3 separate regions of the Homo sapiens genome follow, and all the other regions are linked to region 3. A link is a contact called in ENCODE Hi-C or POLR2A ChIA-PET data. All regions are on one chromosome and are shown on one strand. Each heading gives the region's core, a stretch centred on a gene start or an enhancer-like site at or near the end of the contact. The rest is flanking DNA. Distances are from core to core; before and after follow the strand shown.

Region 1 (4,500 bases), core at 1,060-3,559, 490 kb after region 3:
CTATACAAATTTTAGCTTAGTTTCTTTTTGCTTCACACTGTGTGCGGTGGAGATTTTAAAAATAGGATAAAGCTTTAATAATAACAGCTAACTTTATTAAGTATGTCAATATGATTGTTATTCTCATTTTATAAATGAGGAAAGAGAACCTTAAAATGCTTAAGTACCTTGCCCAAGGTCACTAGGCTCTTAAGTGGAGAAGCTGGTATTTAGGCCCTGGCCTTCAAAGCCTAACCATTATACTCTACTGCCTCTTATAGTGGCTTTATGAATTATAGACCTTCTTTTGAGTTGTTGATGTTAAATTTTACTCATATGCAGAGCTGTATTTAAATTTAAAAAGAGGCTTATTTTATAACATAGCCACTAATATTTTTCATTGGAATTGCCATCTACCTCTACTTGTTCTCCAGTGTAGATTTAATTCTTATATTCTTTTGTTTAAAAATCTAAGGTCCTAACTGCCCTTAGAATTAAGTGCCCAAAATCTTATGTAGTATTCAGATCCCCTACAACCTGATCCCAGCTTTTATATTTCCATCTTATTTCCTCTCTCTGTAACTTGCTGTTTTCAGTATGCCCCCTAGGATGTTCTCTCTCCCAGCTTCTTTGCTTTTTATTTTTCAAAGCTCTGATAAAAATGATTCACTCCACACAGCTCTCATCTGTGTCCCAGGGCACTTTAAATACATACCTCTTTAAAACATTTATCACATTGAGTTACGGTCATTTGTGTTTGTCTCTCTGTCAAGACCGAGTTTTTAAAAAATATGATTATTTTTATTTCTTGTACCTAACACCAGAAGATGCCTAAAAAGTATGAATGATTACTGAAACAAATTAAAATACAGCATTTAGTAGTAGTTGTATAAATGTTACCAGTTACTTCATTTAGATGTTACCATCAATCACAGAAACATGTAGGCTGAAGCAATGAAATCATAAATACAGTGTTTTAATCTTCCATTGTGTAAAAAGATCAATTTCTATATTGTATGTAAATGTAATATAACATTTTAAATATAGGTTTAATTTTTGAGAAGATACACAGTATACTTAGTGATTAAAAAGTTAGGTATTTAAATCTATGAGAAAATGGGATCATTATTTGGATATTTACCAGTGCTAATCGAAGCAGTTGCTGGTAAAGGCGTTGGAGTTGATGCATATAGATAGAAGTTACTTTTGCAATAAAACATTAGAGTCACCATCAGAACAGAAGACTTGAAAAATTTTATTTGACTCAAATTACAAACTGAGCATTTATGGGTGTCTGTGTGTGCATAGCACTGAATTAGATCATCTGGAGATACAAAAGTGTGATAGATGCTTTCAATATAAAATAAACGTTACATAGCTACTGAACAAGACATTATATAAAGGTTCGTTAATGACCTAAGATGTAAATTTGTTTATAATTTTTATCATAGTTCAATTTCATCTAAACCTTATGTGATTTCAGTGTTTTCCTCAGATTTGTCTCACACTCTAGTCTGGTGATTTCCAGGCTTGTGCCTGTCCCAGCACACCTAAGGAAGAGGGAAAATGTCCATCAATAAGTAACAGGGGTTTACTTTCAGTGGACAGGGTGGATGGAAGGAGAGATTAGCAAATTTGGGGTGAAAAATAAAAGCCCTCCAGTGGTTCTGACAAGCTGTAGCTAGAGGGGGGTGGCAGTTGCAGAAGGGGCAGTTTCTCCGTCTTGTATTTTTTATTTTTTTCTTTGATTCTTGAAAATAAGTTCTTATTTTTGATAAGATGGAGGATTATTATTATTATTATTTTGAGACAGGGCCTCAAAAAAAAAAAAAAAAGAGAGGGCCTCGCTTTGTTGCCTAGGCTGGAATGCAATGGTGTGATCATAGCTCACTGCAGCCTTGAACTCCTGGGGTCAAGCGATCCTCCCACCTCAGCCTCCTAAGTAGCTGGGACAACAGGTGCACTCCACAAAGTCCAGCTTTTTTTTTTTTTTTAATAGAGACAGGATCTCACTATGTTGCCCAGGCTGGTCTGGAACTCCTAAGCTCAGATGATCCTCCTGCCTCAGCCTCCCAAAGTGCTGGGATTACAGGTGTGAATCACCACACCCAGACCCAGCTGTTTTCTAAATTTTTTTGGAGAGGTGGGGTCTTGCTGTGTTGCCTGGGCTAGTCTCAAACTCCTGGTCTCAAGCAGTCCTTCTGCCTCAACCTCCCAAAGCACGGGGTTTACCAGTAGCCTGAGCCCCCATACCTGCCCCTCTCCTGGAAAAGTGCTGAAGTGGGAAAGTTTACAGATTTAGGGAGTCCAAGGAAAAGGTTGAGGTCGAGCTAATAAGAGAAGGAGAAAGGAAAGAGGAACTGAGAAAGGAAAGGGGTCTAGAAGAGCGGTTAGAAATGGGGACTTTGGTTTTCCCCTCAGGCTTAGCTCACTACTTTCTATAAATAAGAGATGTCTGAAAGAGAAGCAGATAAAAGGAGAAAGCCTTCAGCAAATTTGTGAGTTGATAAGCATGGATTGATTGGCTCTGTTGGCCTGGGTTCTTGAGGAGTTTGCTGCTATTTCGGAATTTCTGTAGAGAAACCCTGGCATTGTCAGGATATGGGTATGCCACATGTTTCCCTTCCTCCCCCTTCCCTCCACTCCTTCTTATTACCTAGCTAGCTACACCTGGAATTTTGGTTCTAGAATAATTTAAAAGATACTTTGTCAAGAAAATATCTTTGGAAAAATCATGCATATATTATTTTTCCTTTTTTCTTTTTAACTACTTCCTGGTTCTTTAGGCTCCTCTAATTCTTACATGCATGTGCTTGATCTCTGGGCCATGCTTGCTTCTAGTTAAGTAGCCTTTCAGGATGGTGTTTAATTTATTCTGAGCCCTTTATAATATCCCCTGACAAGAGCATGGAGTGGATAGAGGGAGTCTTAGTCAATATGTATTATAAATAGATTTAGGGTTCACAAAGGTCAGCAGCCTTCATCTCTTGCCCTACCCCCATCACACACAAAAATAAAAATCACAAATAATAAAGGATTTTAAGAGTTATACCAGTCGGGAGTGGGTTCATTTTTTTGTTTTTGTTTTTGTTTGTTTTTGGCAAGCTGAAGTCATCTGTTGGATCCAAAAATGCATAAAAATCTTCAGGCTTATAGAACCAACAGCATCAAAGGAAGAGCAGTGTGACTCAATATTGGGGTGGGGGCAGGTTTGGGGTTTTGGTTGTGTAGAAGCTCCTTATGAGAGAACAGTGTGATGCTTGGAGCTGTGGAGAATCCAGCCACTGCTTTTTCTCTCTTCCTTACCTTATTACTCTTCTTGATTCACCTGGATGTGGAAACTGTCCCTGTTTAAGAGTGGCCTTGTCAATGCTCTCTGTGTATCATGTGTACAGTAGGGAATGTGTCAAGCCAGATGAGTGGTCTCATTGAAACATCAGCAAATCAGTATATCGTAGAATTTAGATCCCCCTTGGAGGTGGTGGTGATAGCTAACTTCTGTTGCGGTCTTAACTGTGGGTCAAGTTTTGTTCTAAGGACTTTGAACATTAGAAACTCATTTAAAACTTAAACCATTCCTGTTGGTGGTCATGTAATCCCATTTTACAGATTATGAAATCAACATTAAGGTTATGTGCAGCTTAGTAAGTGGAGAAGCCAGAAGAACCCACGTGATCTGGCTTCAGGGCCGATACTCAACCACTGTACTTTGGAGAGAATTAGTCATTCTGATACCACTTTTGTTATTAGCTAAGACTCTTTATGTTGCAGGTAACAGCAGTCTAATTAATTCATTTAAATAAAAAGATAATATTATAGGGATATTTGAGTGTGTGTCTGATAACCCAGGAACTGAAATGTTCTGGATATCAGAAACAACAGAAACCAGGAATTCTCTCCAACTCTCATCTATGCTCTCACTCCAAGTGCGCTTTATTTTTTCTCACATCGCAGATTGCTCCTGGCTGCCCACAGCCTGCCTGAAGAACATGACCACAGGCACCCAGAGAGAAACTTACTTTTGGCCAGTTGTAAAACTCTTGGGCGAGGGACCAGTTAGTCTAACTTGATTGAGTTTTGGATCAGTCAGCTATTTTGGTAATTAAAGTGAAAGGGTCCAGATGACACTAATATTGGGAGCTAGTTTGACAAAATATTTAACAAAATGAATACTTTTTTTTTTTTTTTCGAGACATGGTCCCACTCTGTTGCCCAGGCTGGAGTGCAGTGGTGTGATCACAGCTCACTGCAGCCTTGATGTCCCAGGCTCAGGTGATCCCCTCCCACCTTAGCCTCCTAAGTAGCTAGGACTACAGGCACGTGCTACCACACCCAGCTAAGTTTTGTATTTCTTTTTTTTTTTTTCTGTGAGACAGAGTCTCACTCTGTTGCCCAGGCTGGAATGCAGTGGTGCGATCTCAGCTCAGTGCAACCTCTGCCTTCCAGGTTCAAGCCATTCTCCTGCCTCAGCCTCCCAAATGCTGGAATTACAGGTGCCCGCCACTATGCCTGGATAATTTT
Region 2 (4,174 bases), core at 222-2,721, 420 kb after region 3:
AACCAACTTCACAACAAGTCATTCTTATAGTCAAATGAGTTCATGGATAATAATAGTAGTCATGGCTGGGTGTGGTGGCTCACGCCTATAATCCCAGCACTTTGGGAGGCCGAGGTGGGCAGATCACCTGAGGTCAGGAGTTCAAGACCAGCCTGGCCAACATAGCAAAACCCTGTCCTTATTAAAAATACAAAAATTAGCTGGGCATGGTGGTGGGCGCCTGTAATCCCAGATACTAGGGAGGCTGAGGCAGGAGAATCGCTTGAACCCAGGAGGTGGAGGTTTTGGAGAGCTGAGATTGCGCCACTGCACTCCAGCCTGGGCAACAAGAGCAAAACTTTGTCTCAAAAAAAAAAAAAAAAAAAAAAAAGTAGTCACTAACATGTATTGAACCATCATTCTATGTCTGACCATGTGTTGAGAGCTTAACATAGACCACTGCAATTAACTCTCCCCAGACTTGTAAAGGTAAAGGCTGTTATTATCTTGCATTTTACAGAGAAGCAAACAGAGGCTCCAGGATGTTAAGTAATGTACTGAAGTTTTCTTAGTCTTTGGAGGAGTCAAGATTTACTTCAAGCATTTAACTACTAAACTATCCACGCTATAAAAGCGCTATGAGGACAGAATGGTATTCTATAAATATAGGCATCAGCATTATTATATTTCCCTGTGTATGCTCTGAACTCCCAAAGACACTGAATGATAAAGCAGAAATTATTAACAGGTCTTTTTTATGTGTATGACTGGTTGTTTGGACCCCAAAATATTCCACTAGTGGCACCCAGTGGCACCCATAGGCATTGATTAACCCCACTCAGAGTCTCTAGGCCTTGGAAGACCAATTTGACTGTGAGTGGTAAGATAGAAGCAGACTAACTCACCCCAAAGAACATTTTACATGGTCCCCAAGCCCTCCCCCAGCAGCTCTGGCAGAGATGAACCTAGTCACTCTGCCCTCACTATTGCAGGCCAAAGTGGCGGGGGCCAGGCACAATGACCTAAAAGGAAATTTGGTTCTGATAGACTAACAGAGGAGATAGGATATGTGTGGGGTTCTGTGCTTGGCGCTAGAATTTGTGGTTGGCAAATGCAAAGAGGCTGTTAAGTGCCCGCATATAAGATGATGAAGAATACTTCTTCCCTGTAAGTCTATTCTCAGCACTGGCAGGGGCCCCCTGCAGCAGGAAACGTTGGGTTTACAGGGCAGGGTCCCTTCCTCTGCTGCAGATGCCCCTGTTTAATGGCCCTCCCTCTGCTCAGGCTGAGAGGGCCTGACCCTCACGGGACAGAAGTCAGCCACTGCTGAGCTTTGCATTTTCAGGTCTTTCAAATGCATTGTGTTTGTCCCCAGCCAGCTTCTGCAGGGGCCCAGGTTGGTGAGTGGGTGCTAATTTGCCTAACAGGCAAAAGGGGGTTTGTGTATCACCAATGTCTTTTGGGAGGGAAATTACAACCTGCTGAAGGGGGAGCTGGAGGTGATCAAATGTGACTAAATGCGGTAAAACCAGCAACTTCACAACTTCTTGTTGTGAATGCGGTAAAACCACCAACTAAATGCGGTAAAACCGACTAAATGCGGTAAAACCACCAACTTCACCAACTTCTTCTGAGGAGACCAGCTGGGGGAAGGGGGCTGGAGGTAGAATTATACTTGTTGGCACAAACAGTGGGAAACTGGGAGAAAAGAAAGACCCCCAAACCACAGGCCTCCTTCTAATCTGGACCTTGAGTAGGAAGGAAGGATTTTGGGAAGGGTCCCCTTATCCTACAAATGAGGAAGCTGATATCTAAAAAAGCCTCAGGACTACAGCAAGTATGCCCTCATAGTAAACACAGAGCTGCAATCAATCCCAGGCCTCCTGGGCCCCAGGTCTGGACTTTTCCATCCCAGTGCTCCCTCTATGGGTTAACATCACACACCCAAGTTTGAGCAAACATTTAGTTGTAAAATGGCTGATGTGCACGTTCTAATGAATAAGCCACAGTTTAAGCACGTCAGGCAAGAAAACTTGGGGTAAGGCATCTATTTTAGAATGGTTGGGGGTGGATGTGGAGGACATATGTTGGTTTTCCTGCCCACCAGTGCCACCACTTACAGTGTTCAGGTGTCTGTCACACAGCACAATGTTGTCCTGCCAAGGAGTCAATTGAGTCAATATCCACCTTTAGTTCTGCTCACTCAACTATCTGTCCTAGGTGTGGGTTTTCTTCTGCCCAGAGGAAGGCAGGTCAAAGGTGCCATCTGCTCCCCAAGAAGTGGGGGCATAGGTCTGCATCAGCCTGGAGGGGGTGCCTGTTTCCAACTCACAAGGGTCCCACATAGGCTAGCTATGGCATCTTGCATCCATCCCTTCTTCTTTTGAAGCTGAAACACAATTTTCTTTCGTGGAGTCAGGCCCTACCCAATCTCAGTCCTGTGGTTTGATGGAGCAGACCCCACTCTCATCTTCAGGAATGGACCACTGACCCAAGCCTGTAGCCATTTTAAGGATGGGCACCTGACTTAGTGAGAATAACTACAGAATTATTGCTGGAACTGTTGATACCAAGCCAATCCTTTTCTTGGAGTTGCTAATCTCGGGAGAGGTGGAGGGAGCAGAAAAGAAGATAGCATTGCAAGAAGCCTCGGAATCAGTTGAGTCTGACCAGATTCGTCTTCTTATGGTTAGTTATACGAACCAATTCTCTGTTTTACTCAGGCTGGGTTAGGTTGACTCTCCCTGGCAACCAAGAGAATTCTCACCAATACAATGAGAAAGCGGAAGTTTCACCTTAAATGAAAGCTCCTCTAGCATCCTCTAGCAGATTTGTCAAGAGATCGTTCCAAATCTGAACCCATCCTAAAAAGGCATCCCTGTCCCCCCGGGCTTGTTGGAAAGACAGGATTGTGAAGGGCCTGTCCCACAGGCATGTAAATTACGTTGAGGTTTATTTGCCTACACTTGCAATATCTATTCTTTCACTTCTGGTGGTTCTAGAAGATGCTGGAGCACTTATCCCTCAGGTCACTAACAACACTGTCAAGAAAAGACCCACATTTTAAATTCCATTTAGTCCATTTCTGCAGAGCTGGGTAACCAAATGAGACAGCCATGGAAAATATATGACTTCCATTATTATGACGTGGAAAACAGAGCTGTCTAATTGCTTTTGTCCACTGGTGTATAAAGATTGAGACCAGATGTGTTTAAAAAAAAAAAAAGGAAAAGAAAGAAAGAAAAAAAAGGGCTTGAGTTGGCCGTTGCTTTGAACAAAGCAGTCTGATTTCCTCTCTTTCTCTCTCTCTCTCTCTCTGGGAAAGACGACATGAAAGTGTTTTAACTGCTTGTAATTTTTCATAGCCTCGTTGATTTTGCTTTTCACAGAAGATGAAATTGTGAAATTGGCCTTGAAAACTTTATTTTCGCTTTCCTCAATTCAAAGGGACAATTGTGGAAGGAAAGAACTGAGCTGCTTGCCAGACCCAGCGCACTCCTTTTTCTCTGGACAGCTGCTGCTTTGCAGAGGGTCGTGGGAGGAGGTGAGTCCTAACGCAGATCAGACCCTCCTTCCCTCAGCCAGCCGCTGGGGAGTAGAGTCTTCGCATGTAAATCCACAGGAATGGATGAGATGATGATCGGCTTTAAATAGAACCACCCAGGGCCCAGCTTCTGTGTTTCATTTTCCAGAAGAGCCCCTAAATCTGCTTCAACATTTTTTTAACCTCTCCAGTTATTTTTAGCACACGCAGCCAACAGAGCTCAGCAGGCCCGTGGAGGCGCTAACATGTCCCCCAGTTCATCTCCTTCTGCAAAGGTGCATTTGAAGCATGAAAAATAAAAAATAAAAAATACGTGCGGACCCAAAGAGGTGATGATTTAGAAGCCAGGTTACATGGCCCTGCTGCTCTGTATCAAGCGAGTGCTGCCCACTGGAAATACAATTCTTTTAAAGATTATATCATTATTTTCAAAATTAATTTTTGAGGCCGGGCGCGGTGGCTCACGCCTGTAATCCCAGCACTTTGGGGGACCGAGGCGGGCGGATCACGAGGTCAGGAGATGGAGACCATCCTGGCTAACACGGTGAAACCCCGTCTCTACTAAAAACACAAAAATTAGCCGGGCATGGTGGCAGGCGCCTGTAGTCCCAGCTACTGGGGAGGCTGAGGCAGGAGATTGGCATGAACCCG
Region 3 (4,089 bases), core at 1,371-3,870:
CTTTCTTGCCATGGAATTCCAATTAGTAAATGAAGAGTCATTGATATAGGAAATTACCATTTGAAAAGAAACACTACAGTAATAATTGTTTTAGGTGAGAACAGTTAGTGGACAATGTAAGATGGTTATAAACAGGATATTTACAGTCACAAAAAGATCTCACTAAAAGATATTTACTATAATTATAAAGGAATCATAGTAACCTTACAGTGGAGAAAATGGACATCTTCTTAACCAACTAATCAAAGTAGACATACTAATAATGAGACATGGATATCATGCATTTTCTGATATGATGTACTGAGAACGACACAACATTACTTTTGTGGTATTCTTGACAAAATGCATATCCTGAATTTAATCATAGAAAACATCAAACCCAAATTGAGGGCCATGCTACAAATTATTGACTAGATTTTTAGAAAGTGTCAAGATTATGAAATATGAACTAAGCAACTGTGCCAGATTAAAGGAAACCAAAGAGATCTGATAACTAAATGCAGTGTGGTATTTGGATCAAACACTGGACTAGAAGGAAGATATTAGTAGGACAATTAACAAAATTTGAATAAGGTTTATAGATCAGTTAATAGAATAATATCAGTATTAGTTTCCTGATTTAGATAATTGTACTGTGGTTATATAAGATGTTAATGTTTGGGGAAGCTGGGTGAAAGGGATATGGGAATTCTTTGTGTAATGCTTTGTAAAGTCTGAAATTATTTCAAGATTAAGAATTAAAAAATTACAAAAACTTAGAGACCCTAGTTAAATGTTTTCTTTAATTTAATGAAGGGAAGAGGAGATGATATGGTGGGGTTGGTTTTATTAAATTTGACTTTATAATTATGTTATGTTTAAATTTTGATTCCTGAGTATTTACTTCACTTGAGGATTTTTTTTTAAATCTTCCCATTCTCTTAAACATTGTCTTGGGAACAGATGTATTTTTATTGTGTTAGCAAGATGTGTCTTTAAAATATTTTCTTGAAATACAGTAATTGCACTTCTAGAAATGGATTCATTTTAACCTGATTTAAAATAATCAAAGTAGTCAGAGTGATTAATTTTATGTTTGTTTTAGTTTATTTTTAATTGTCAGGAATAACGGGAAATACTGAAATATTTAGAGAAAAAGAGTTAGGATGAAAAGAGGGAAAACATTTAAAGTCTTTAAATATTTGGATAATACTGTGAATTTTCAGTTGTTAACTCCCATTTAATACATGGATAAGCTGAAGCCTAGAAGCTTAACTGTTTTGCCAGGACCTACGTAGTTAACCTATATTGGAGGTGACATTTTAACCTGTGTCTGTATGTCAGGCTCCAGATTTTCCCACAATACTGTAATGAATAAAAGATGTATATATTCTACTGAATTGTAAAGAGCCATTACTCTTTAAAATTTTTTCTTTTTGCCTGTTTGATAATCATGTTTTCAGAATGCACAGTTTTTAACATTTATTTACATTAAATTTTTAGCTAAAATACAGAGTATTTATAAATTGGTTATGGAAAAGTGAGGAAAAATAATTTGCATCTACTATGCACTATATTTTTTTCTTCTTGTGAAGCAAGTGCCTGTCATGCTCTGGAAAATATAAATATGAAATCTGAACAGTTGATGATTATAAAAATAATTACAGGTTGCCATTATGAAGCACACAGTCACACCTAATCCTTTAAATAAATGTGCTTAACTACACTAAAATACATGTTTTAAAATGTTAAACAGAGACATTCTAAAAAGACACGTGAAAACCATTTAATTTTTTTAAAGAAAAAGATGCTGAGTGGGTCCATAGTGGGAATTATTTTAAAACAAGAAAAAAGAAATCTTTAGCCCTGGAAACCCTTCTTGGACTGCATTAGAAATAAATTTCCTGATGTAGCCTGTAAGTCAGTCAAAACAGGGAAGACTGAATGCTGGGAGCAATAGGTGTGTTTGTTAACTCTGAAATACTGAAAGTCAGAAACATGTGAAAAGGATGGTCATGTTAAGTAGGATCTTTAAAGTCGGTATATAAACCATTTCTTTGCCTTCTATTCAAGCAATATACTTTCATCCTTCTGTTGTGTTTCCTCAATTCCTACACTTTGTTTTCGTACTCCCCCCACCAGGAATGAGGCACCAACACCAGTGGGAGAGTTTTAGATTCCTTAGAAATTCTGCTTATATAAGTGAGTACATCAAATGATCTTTGCCACAAAAATGATGAATGTTTCTTTTGAAATGCAGACCATGGTTCCAAGAAGTTTATGCTCACAGAATCAGGAGCCTTGCATTGAAAAGGTGTAAGTCTTGCTAATAGCCTAAAAGTCTATTTTTTTCACCCAACTGCAGCATTAAATATTGGAGGTAAGACTACAGACCTAAAGAGCAGACTGGGAAGCAACAAATTATCTTATTGGTGGTGATGTTCCTTATAGTAACAATGATGAACTTTTATAGAGCACTTCCTGTATGCCAGACAGGAACCCATTAACTCATTTAATCTTTACAGTTGTTTAAGTACTCATCTTATCCACATTGTGTGGATGAAGAAACTGAAGTATAATTAGATAAATTTACCCAAAGCCACACTATTGAGATTCTACTTGAGGGCATTGTAGGTCTCATTTTGGACATATGAACTCTGGTAGTTATAAATACAGTATATGTTTTTCTAGTTGTGTCTTCACCTAGAATCTTCAAGACCACAAGCTAAAGGTTTGAGTGTAGGTAAGCTTAGGTTTAGGGTCTGCATTTGAGCATCTTATCCAGCTGACAGCTGTGAACAGAAATTAAAGGTAGCATTTTAAAACTGTGTCTCCCACAGCTACTCTTATCTGCATAAACTGTATTCTAAAGCATAATCATTTCCCCTCTTTTCTTTCACTTCCTTCTTCTCGTTCTTTTTTTTTTCTAAAAATACTTTAGTAATTTTAATAGTGTAGTAATTGATCAAACTATTTGCTTGCAAAAGTATCTGGCCAATTTTTTCTTTGTGAAAAGTAAACAGCAGTCAGCTAGCTGTGTATCAGTTTATCTTAGTTCTGAAAAGGAATCAATGAGAAGATGTAAACAATTATGACAAAACCAAGACCCAAACCACAAAAGACTTCAAAGATTAAGTAATTATGTATACATAGTTCCATATAACAAAACTAATAATTGATAGTAGGGAAGTAAAAGAGAACAAACATTTGTTGATTTCTTGCCCAAGCATTAGGTGTTTACAAAATGTATTGTTTACAGTGGAGACTTTGAAATTTCAAATTCATTTAGGTTAGTTGGAGGAGGGAGGAAAGCTATTGACAGAAACACTATTTATTTCTGTCTAGCTAAAAAGAGGATTTAAGCATTATGGGGGGTACTTTGATTTAGTTTAGTTTTTTTTTTTTTTTGAGACAGGGTCTTGTTTTGTTGCCCAGGCTGGAGTGCAGTGGCACAATCATGGCTCACTGCAGCCTCAAGCCCCTGGGCCCAAGTGATCCTCCCACCTCAGCCTACCAAATAGCTGGGACTCTAGGCACACAGTACCATCCATCAAATCTTTTGTGGAGATGGAGTTTCTCCATGTTGCCCAGGACCTTAGCTTATTTGATTGCATAGTTTATTTAGCACAGGAGGGGATATGATAGGAGAGCTCTTCCTTCCGCAGATAAAAATGTTCTCTTCCGTGCTTATAAACATTTCACTTTAGTCTCTATGAGATTGTGTGAATTTTTCTGTGGTCGTAGGCTACATTTTCACACTACATAAACTATGCCCCTGGTTATAGAATGCACATGCATTCTGCAGTACACCAATGTATTTGTTTGTAGTTGGCTTTATTATTTATTCGTATGTGTATATTTAAACATTCCTGACTTGGTTCCTGACACCAAGAATACATACATGTATATTTTCTTGGAAATACTATGGAATATAAATGAGTATTAGCATCACCCTGCGTTGATCAGGTGAATTTGATAGAAATGGGAGGGGAAATTTTCTTAATAAGTCCTAAACCCAAGAATAAACTTTTATATTTTTTTTTCTGCTTCATAGCTGTGGAAAATTATTGCAACCAAACTATTGAAACCATTCTTAAAGTTAAAAGAATT

What was found. Hi-C counts contacts between places; a loop is a spot of excess contacts on that map. ChIA-PET counts read pairs that join two places held with the same protein, here RNA polymerase II (POLR2A). Pooled maps may share reads with other maps.
Region 1: a loop to region 3 is called in a pooled map, with 2.5 times the contacts of the local background. The contact joins two enhancer-like sites. A Hi-C loop is called at or near these places in 2 of 50 pooled maps. POLR2A ChIA-PET finds 5 or more read pairs at or near these places in 2 of 52 experiments (AG04450 and OCI-LY7).
Region 2: a pooled map shows a loop between it and region 3 (5-fold over the local background). The contact joins two enhancer-like sites. A Hi-C loop is called at or near these places in 2 of 37 single-sample maps with no recorded cell type and 3 of 50 pooled maps. POLR2A ChIA-PET finds 5 or more read pairs at or near these places in 1 of 52 experiments (OCI-LY7).

What each region holds. Positions count from the first base shown.
Region 1 is chr3:23,827,367-23,831,866 of GRCh38, forward strand. All of the region lies in intron 3 of UBE2E1 (ubiquitin conjugating enzyme E2 E1), which reads left to right. Among named protein-coding and RNA genes, the nearest start is that of UBE2E1-AS1, 23 kb to the left of the region's middle. RefSeq lists enhancers at 2,044-2,473, 3,393-3,602, 4,123-4,172. Within about 2 kb of position 2,310, at least 2 of the 41 ENCODE cell types and tissues checked have a DNase peak (open chromatin) inside an H3K27ac peak, as active enhancers do.
Region 2 is chr3:23,759,725-23,763,898 of GRCh38, forward strand. No RefSeq gene overlaps it. Among named protein-coding and RNA genes, the nearest start is that of UBE2E1, 44 kb to the right of the region's middle. RefSeq lists enhancers at 1-156, 669-1,305, 1,306-1,942, 1,527-1,576, 1,677-1,796 and a silencer at 3,542-3,591. Within about 2 kb of position 1,472, at least 4 of the 41 ENCODE cell types and tissues checked have a DNase peak (open chromatin) inside an H3K27ac peak, as active enhancers do; they include OCI-LY7, where a contact is called at or near this core.
Region 3 is chr3:23,338,816-23,342,904 of GRCh38, forward strand. All of the region lies in intron 3 of UBE2E2 (ubiquitin conjugating enzyme E2 E2), which reads left to right. Among named protein-coding and RNA genes, the nearest start is that of UBE2E2, 140 kb to the left of the region's middle. Within about 2 kb of position 2,621, at least 3 of the 41 ENCODE cell types and tissues checked have a DNase peak (open chromatin) inside an H3K27ac peak, as active enhancers do; they include OCI-LY7, where a contact is called at or near this core.